Linked DNA regions of Homo sapiens: region 1 is linked to region 2. The links are chromatin loops, found by intact Hi-C in ENCODE. Cell type or tissue: ovary. All regions are shown on one strand. Each heading gives the region's core, and the rest is flanking DNA. Links, peaks and the distances in the headings are about the cores only.

Region 1 (4,401 bases), core at 146-4,145, 420 kb after region 2:
GCGAGTAAGGGGCAAAGCCAGGATGTAAACTTAGGCAGCCTGTTTCAGAACCAAGCTCTTAACCACTGCGCTCTACTTCGACAGGTAATTGTAATCCAGAATATGCTTACTTTTTTTATGAAATATAATAAAACTCAAAATTAAACATTCCCCTAGAACAGAGTTAGGGCCTCTTAGAAATCATCCGTCAACCCCAATTTGAAGAACAAACATTCAATTATCTACTCTTAAACCCATTACTATTTCCAGGAGTCACTACAGCATGGTGTTCTTTAATTCTTTTTTTTTTTTTTTTTGAGACAGAGTCTTGGTCTGTCACCCAGGCTGGAGTGCAGTGGCGCGATCTCGGCTCACTGCAACCTCCGCCTCCCAGGTTCAAGCCAGTCTCCTGCCTTAGCCTCCCGAGTAACTGGGACTACAGGCACGTGCCACCACACCTGGCTAATTTTTTTATTTTTGGTAGAGACGGGGTTTCACCATGTTGGCCAGGCTGGTCTCAAACTCCTTGTGATCCACCTGCCTTGGCTTCCCAAAGTGCTAGGATCACAAGCGTGAGCCACTGCGCCTGGCCTAATTCTTTAAATTATAAAAATATATCCTAATTTTATCCACAATGACCTCAGTTAACCATAAGGTATTTTCTAAGGCCATAGAACTATATTAGATAATTGATATGAACCCTTGTTAGTAATCAAGATGATAAAAGATATGACACGTAGACACATTGAAATGTAAATATTTATACTGTCTTAACAAGCAAGGGTAATCAACTACAGATAAGGCAGGAGTCAGTGTCATTGCCTCTGATAGGAATCAGGATGAGGCTGAGTATTCTGGGGTGAGTGGGGTAAGCTCTGAGAGACAGTAGGAGACTAGTGGTTGGCTGGAAACTTCAGAGGAAAGGCTGGGTGCAGAAACCCACCCAAGTTCCCCCTCCCTGGGAGTGGCCACTGGCAGAAACTCCTGGAGACAATGATCAGAAGTTGTAACTAACCAGGACTTGAATGAAAGGTTTCAAGAAATCTGGGAGTAGCAGACTGGGAAGATTCAAGAAGCAGGCATAGAAAAACATCTGAGCCTTTTGCCCTTGATATATATATATATATGAATACTTACTTCCTCCATTTACATATATAAAATTATATATATATGAATACTTAGTTCCTCCATTTACATGTATAAAATTATATATATATATATATATATATATATATATATATATATGAAGATTTCCTCCATTTAGGTATTTGTTCAAGTTTCTTTCTCATTTGTCTATGTCTTCAACAGGTTCATCTTTATCATTGCTATTTACTTGTCTTAGATTGCAAATGAAGACAAAGTAGGGAGCACGTAGAGTTTACTCTATACATCACAGTACAGTAAAAGACATCTAAAGGGCTTTTGAATGATGAATTATTCAAATTTATTTACTTATTGTGCACTTATATAAAATTCTTTTTTTTTCTTTGAGACGGAGTCTCGCTCTGTCACCCAGGCTGGAGCGCAGCGGTGCAATCTCGGCTCACTGTAACCTCCACCTCCCGGGTTCAAGCAATTCTCTTGCCTCAGCCTCCTGAGTAGCTGGGATTACAGGCTCGTCTCACCATGCCCAACTAATTTTTGTGTTTTTAGTAGAGACAGGGTTTCACCAGGCTGGTCTCGAACTCCTAAGCTCAGGTGATCCACCCGCCTCAGCCCCCCAGAGTGCTGGGATTACAGGCATGAGCCACTGCATCCAGCCAAATATATAAAATTATTTGTGAGCTATGAATGGGTGGAAGTATGAGTAACCTAGGGTCTGACTGTTTGGAAATTTCACACAGTAAGATAATGAAGGGTACACATGAATGGAACAGATAGTAAGGCCTGCCACTGAATAGTAGCAGTAGTAGCAGTAGTAGCAGTACTAGTAGTAGTAGTAGTAGTAGCAGCAGCAGTAGCTAGGCTCTTGGGTTGTGGGGTAGAGCCAATTCCAATCTCAGCTCTATGAACCACTGTTTGGGTGTTCTTGGGCAAGATAACCTCTTCTTATCTATAAATGGGGATGATGATGTTGATAGTAATACCTGTATCATAAGGTTGTTATGAAGACTAAATGAGACGATACATGTACCATGTTTAGCATGTCTGCTGTGTAGAATCTAGCTCATCAAATGTGAACCTGCAGCTGCTGAGGCTCTGCTAACAATAACCGTGTCTGAACAAGGGTGCGCTTTCCAATTCGATTGTGCCAGACTCACTACAGGATGTAGAAGGTGAGGAGAGAAACCCCGCAAGAGACAACATTAATTTGGTAGTGCCTGGGGTCAGCGTGTGTGTGCACCACTGCCCTCTACTGGAAGCAGTTCCCACAGATTTCTAAGAAATAACCAAGTGATTTCAGCACTCCCTTGTTTCAACATCCTGTAGTCTCCTTTGCAGAGAGCTTCACAGCCCATCTGAGATAATCTCCCCCCCTTTTCTGATACTTAGAGGCAGAAAAAATCCTATTGTCTGCTAGCCTCAGCTTCTCACCTGCTTTTAACTAATATGCAGTCTGGACAGGTATTGATTTTTCTGCTTTTCTCTGATTGCACTCATCAGTCATTTTATATTACTGGAGAGTCCATTAGCAATAAAAATAAAGGATGGATGTTACAAAGCCCATTAGAGAAACTTGCTCTCTGGATCTTTGGGACCAGGAAAACAATTAAAAGCACGTCATCTTATAAACATTCTAATAGAATTATTAGAAGGGTGAATAAACCCAGGATGTGATTACCAAGGGATGAAATGAAATCCTCCTTACTAGTCAATTAGAAGGGATTGCCCCGATGTTCCATAACACTGTGGTATGTAGGTGAGATGAAAAGATTAAATACTAGAATAAAGGACCATTACACAACAGAGATTCAGCTGTAGGCTCCCGCATAAGTGAATTTCAGGGCTATGATGAAGAATCTGAGATGAGAGAAAGGAAGTGTTTAAATATAAAAGAAAGAAGTGACTATCCAATTCTGACTTGGAAATGTAGGTAAGTTGATGAAACAAAGCCATCACTTCACTAGGTTGGGTCTAACTTGCTTCCCTTGTGCAGACGGTCACTGAAATTCTTCATGAGAAACGGAGAATAAAGCAGGACCAGACTCCAAGACTCTGATGCTTGTTGCCTGGAGAATGTTACTGATGCTGCTGCAGGTCCTCATGCTTCCTGGGTTGGCATGAGCTATGGATGTGAGTGACTAGCATCATTCTTAGCACAGGTTGGTACTCAAATATGTTAGTTCTCTTTCTCCTTTCCCCACTGGTGGGAGGGTGCATAGAATCAATGATTTTGAGAAGCCCATATTTCCAGTGACTATTATGCTGCATTTAACTTAATTTCCTTTTATTTTCATTAGCTTCTAAGTGTAAACAGTTTTCACATTAAGGGCTATTTGGACGTTTATTCTCTTTAGATGATCACTGAGTATATGTTAAGTTGGTTGAGGCTCTTTGGTCCAGAAAGCAGTAGATACTTGCAAAAAAATCATGTTATAGGTGGCAAATTTTTTTTCAACTTTTATTTTGGGTTCAGGGGGTATACGTGCAGGTTTTTTACTGGGTAAATTGTGTGTTTCTGAGGTTTGATGTACGAATGATCCCATCACCCATGTAGTGAGTATAGTACCTGATATGTTGTTTTTCAACCGGGGTCTCCCTCCCTACCTCCCACCTCTGGTAGTCCTGAGTGTCCAGTGTTCCCATTTTTATGTATAGGAGGCAAATTTTATGGTTTTTTTTCTCTCATCATAACAAGACATCAAGTTGTTTGGCATTGTACTAGGTTTTTCTACTGATTATAAAGTTGCTACACTGTGTTCTTTTCTCTAGATTGTAATTTATTATCTGTAAGTAGTATAACAGTAAATACTGAGAATAATTTTTAAAATTAACAATTCCACCTCTCTTATATATGAAGTATTTACATTTTCCATGTTCTTCCAATCTTTATCCATGTGGATGTTTACTCTTTATGTAGATTCTTGCATTTTTTAATTTGATGTTATTTTACATGCATTTTAATGTTACTTCATGGTAGCCATAATTACAATTTTAATGGTTGCAAAATATTTCATTAGATATATGTCTTAATTTACTTAGTAAATTATCTATAGAGGCATTAAAAGTTTTTACCATCAAGTTTTTAAAAACCACTATAAATAATGTCATCATGGTTATAAAAACAGATCTCTTTCTCCACTTAAATCTCAGTATTTCCTCTGAATAAATTTCCAGGAGTTGGATTATGATTCCTGATGTGCATGGCTAATTGTTTTCCCAAAAGATTGTGTTATTTTGCTCTGCCAAGAGCAGTGGATGAGACTTCTCTTGCTTATCCTCTCAACAGCATTTGATACTGCTGACCATGCCTGCCTTCTA
Region 2 (4,401 bases), core at 173-4,172:
GAGCATTCACTGTGCTGGATGCTGAAGTGAACTTGAAAGAAGCAAAAAATGTAGTTTTAAAAATCTGTCTTGGGCTGGGCACAGTGGTTCACGCCTATAATCCCAGCACTTTGGGAGGCTGAGGCTGGCCGATCCCTTGAGGTCAGGAATTCCAGACCAGCCTGACCAACATGGTGAAATCCCATCTCTACTAGAAATACAAACATTAGCTGGGTGTGGTGGCGTATGCCTGTAGTCCCAGCTACTTGGGGGGCTGAGGCAGGAAGACTGCTTGAATCTGGGAGGCGGAGGTTGCAGTAAGCTGAGATTGTGCCACTGCACTCCAGCCTGGGTGACAGAATGAGACTCTGTCTCGAAAAATAATAAAAAAAGAATGTGTCTTAAAAATGTAGTCTTTTTTTTTTTTTTTTTTTTTAGGCTGAGTTTCACTCTTGTTGCCCAGGCTGGAGTGCAATGGTGCGATCTTGGCTCACCGCAACCTCCGCCTCCTGGGTTCAAGCGATTCTCCTGCCTCAGCCTCCCGAGTAGCTGGGATTACAGGAATGTGTCACCACGCCCAGCTAATTTTTTTGTATTTTCAGTAGAGATGGGGTTTCTCCATGTTGGTCAGCTGATCTTGAACTCCTGACCTGAGGTGATCCGCCCATCTCGGCCTCCCAAAGTGCTGGGATTACAGGTGTGAGCCACCGTGCCCAGCAAAAATGTAGTCTTAAGAAGGTAAGAATTCCTGGAGGAACTCACAATGTATCACAATCAAATAGGAGAATAATTGATGCTGACCTATCCATTGTTGAGACTCCTGGTGCAGCAGAAGATGAGAGACAAGGGACGGATGTGGGCTGCCACCACTCTACCACTACGCTTGGATGGGAGCAGGTGGGGGACAGAGAGCGCAGCACCAACAGGAGTCAGCCTTTGTCCTTCAAATATTGTGACCCTGACCTTGGCAGCCTCATGCTTTCTAGGAAAGGCTCTGCCATATGCACCTGGGATTAACACCCTTCTCTACCTGAGAAACCAGTGCCCTCCACCCCACCTAAATGAAACTTCAAATGGGGCTCATAAAAGGGAATGACATGACAGGAAGAGAAACGATCTGTTGGGAAGAGGCTGACAGTGCTCGGAAAACCATGGAGCAAAACAGATGGAAGAGGACACATATACCAGTCCTGCTGGAACTGCAGGATGGTGAGAAAAGACTGCAAGCTGGCTTGGAAATGAAGGCTGGGTGAGTTGAGTGAGCAAAACTGGTTCATCCTTAACCTGCTAAGTTAGAGTAAGAGAATTTTAGATGGTGGGGGTTGGGGGATGACTGTCTTTTAGATCAGCTTGGAAAAAATAAAAATCCTCTTCTACACTAAAGTAGGAAAGACCACAGAGTTAGCAAAGAAGGCATTTCAGAAAGTCAAATGGGGAAAAAAGAAGAATGTTAGATAAATAGGTGAAATTATAAAGTGTCTAAAAGCAACTCCAACAGGAGAAAGAAGGTGGGCAGGGTCAGAGTTCGGAGGATGTGAAGGGCAACAGAGGCCCTGTGAAGTACAGGCCACCCTCGTGAGGAGTAAGGACAGTGCTGTCCTGCCACCTCAAGGTAGGGCCTGGCAGTGCCCTGTTCCCAGTTCTGTGCCCCGAAGTGAAGCGCCGCCGACAGGCTTTGATGATCTTTCCACCTCCTGACTCTTGGCGGGCAGAGCATACAGTCACAGACCAGATATTAGAACACTTTATCTAGCATATGGAAGGAACAGAATGTCAAAGGGGTTTATTACTGTACCTGACCAGATAATCAGGTAATTAGCACTATTAACAGAACAGATTGGACACATTTATACATGCATTTGTATATCTCCGGGGAGGCATAGCTTCAAAAAAACATAATATCAGGTGTTTTTTATTATAATGTTTGTGTGTATGTGTGTTTTTCTAAAGAACATTTTATTTCTCAGAAAGGATACCAGGCATGTTTCTTTTCTGCACCTGTACGGCCCTTTTTCACTTAGTCAAGCTGGACTGCAAACAATGAAGAAGGAAATTTGTTTCTGGCCCCCCCCAGATCTTACAACAAGCACTGCCGAGCTGGCTGGCTTCTTTGTTCATATGCCCAGGCCCCCACCTGGGTGGTGCGCAATTCTAGGAATATGCTCTGGCTGAAAGACAGAAAAGACCAGGAGAGGGAGCACAAGAACACAAGATATTTCTATATCTGGGTCGCAGGGAAAGTCACAGAAAGAGAGCAAGGCAAAGAGAAGCAAATGCCTCAAAAAATATATGCGGGATCTTAACGGTGTATTTTTTAGGTGCAATAAAAAGGGAATTTGGAACTTATGGTTTGTTCATCACATAGAATACATTTTTAGCAAATTATATTTAATGCAGAATAAAGGCTATTTTATTTATTAGTTTGTCCTGAATGATATCATTACTTTATGAACTGCCAAATCTGTCAGCAATTATTAACACTCCACAGCTAGCTGCCTTCCCCTAGGTGTTTCAGTTCACCTTTGCCACACAGTAACATGGGAACAACTGCGTCAGACGACAAGCATGCAGCCCCAGGCACAGATCAGTGAGTTTCAGTGACACTACAGCACTTAGCTGGATTAAGTTTATAGGCTGAGAACAAGGTAATGACACCAGGCATTCTCCTCCACAGGAATTCACAATATGGGATGTCACTGGTGGGCACCTTTTCAATATAAGATACAAATCACCTTATCCCTTTAACGAATGCATACTGACCACTTTGCATGGTTCTATTGTGTCTTAGGTGCTGGGGGCATAAAACAATGAATATGAAGGAAACGGTACTTGGTCTGAGAGGTTCTAGGCTATTGGGACAGAGACAAGTCAACAGGTAATCACAACACAGCCATGATAAGAACTGTCAGTACGGTTCTTACTTACAGGGTGTGTAAGTCCATTTTCATGCTGCTGATAAAGACATACCTGAGACTGGGTAATTTATAAAGAAAAAGAGGTTTAATGGACTCACAGTTCCACATGGCTGGGGAGGCCTCAGTCATGGTGGAAGATGAAGGAAGAGCAAAGGGACATCTTACATGGCCGCTGGCAAAGACAGAATGAGAGCCAAGCGAACAGGGAAACTCCTTATAAAACCATCAGATCTCATGAGACTTATTCACTACCAGGAGAACAGTATGGGGGAAACCGCCCCCGTGATTCAGTTTATCTCCCACCGGGTCCCTCCCACAACACATGGGAATTATGGGAGCTAAAATTCAAGATGAGATGTGGGTGGGGACACAGCCAAACCATGTCACAGGGGAAGTACAGCTGCTGGCGGAAGGGCATCTAACTGAGGAGGTGACAAATGAGCTGCAGCCTGAGGGAGGATTAGTTAGGTTTTGGGTGGGAGCTGGTGTTCCAGATGGAAGAAATGAAATGTGCAAAGACCTAAGAGAGAACATAGCATGCAGTGTGGTGTGGCAGGAGCAGCAGCTGGGGCAAGGGCACAGGTGAAACTGGAGAAGGGAGCAAGGGGACGGGCTGGGAAGGTCCTTCCGTGTCCGCCGCCGAGGCTGGCCCAGGGGCCTCACTGGAGTCTGTTGCGCAGGAGAGTATGAGGGAGACTCCTTTGGCTGCATTTGGGGAACAAGCCAGACGGGCGGCAAGCCAGTCACAGAAGTCCAGGCAAGCACCACTGTGGCCGGGATACAGGCAGTGGTGTTGGGAAGGGAAATATAGACAGATGAGAGAGGCCATTAGGAGGAAGAGTTGGCGAAGTCTGAGAGTATAGGCCAATTCAAGACTGAGAACGACTAAAAAAAGCATCATGTTGCTTCTAACTAACCAAAGCCACAACCTGGATACCCCATTGACGAAAACAAGGTATCTTTGGAAGCTATTTGGGACGCTTTACAGTGTGTAATAGGAATTATGTACAGGTTCCCAGGCAGACCCAAGGCAGTTTAGGTTTCAGAGTCATAAATTTTGGAGGAGGATAGGGCTCAGAATTCTGTAGCCTGGGGCTTTCTTTAAATGGACACCTTTGATGTCAGTCTGTTGTTTCAGTTTCTGCCTAATGTAGGATTTTTAAAAACAGCACACTTTCCCAGTAAGTCATTCTGATCTGGCAATGAGAAAGAGGTGAAAGTTCTCACAGGATGTAAAGGGTCTTTAAAAAAAACGACGGGCTGGGTGCAGTGGCTCAAGCCTGTAATCCCAGCACCTTGGCAGGGTGAGGTGGGCAGATCACGAGGTCAGGAGTTCGAGACCAGCCTGGCTAACATGGTGAAACCCGTCTCTACTAAAAATACAAAAAAATTAGCTGGGCATGGTGGCGGGCACCTGTAATCTCAGCTACTCGGGAGTCTGAGGCAGGAGAATCGCTTGAAACCGGAAGGCAGAGGTTGCAGTGAGCTGAGATTGTGCCACTGCACT

What was found. Hi-C counts contacts between places; a loop is a spot of excess contacts. Peaks named below come from ENCODE experiments on the same cell type or tissue, not always from the same donor. Only the 100,000 strongest peaks of a DNase experiment are listed, where the experiment ranks them.
Region 1: a loop joins it to region 2, with 2.7 times the contacts of the local background. A loop is called at or near these places in 76 of 110 quality-filtered maps.

The regions. Positions count from the first base shown.
Region 1 is chr6:90,391,157-90,395,557 of GRCh38, forward strand. No RefSeq gene overlaps it. Among named protein-coding and RNA genes, the nearest start is that of MIR4464, 81 kb to the left of the region's middle. In ovary, for the core only: a CTCF peak has its summit at 2,319 (motif pointing left); a DNase peak (open chromatin) is centred at 2,325.
Region 2 is chr6:89,968,657-89,973,057 of GRCh38, forward strand. The region is part of intron 6 of BACH2 (BACH transcriptional regulator 2); the gene reads right to left. Among named protein-coding and RNA genes, the nearest start is that of GJA10, 76 kb to the left of the region's middle. In ovary, for the core only: a CTCF peak has its summit at 2,178 (motif pointing right); a DNase peak (open chromatin) is centred at 3,589.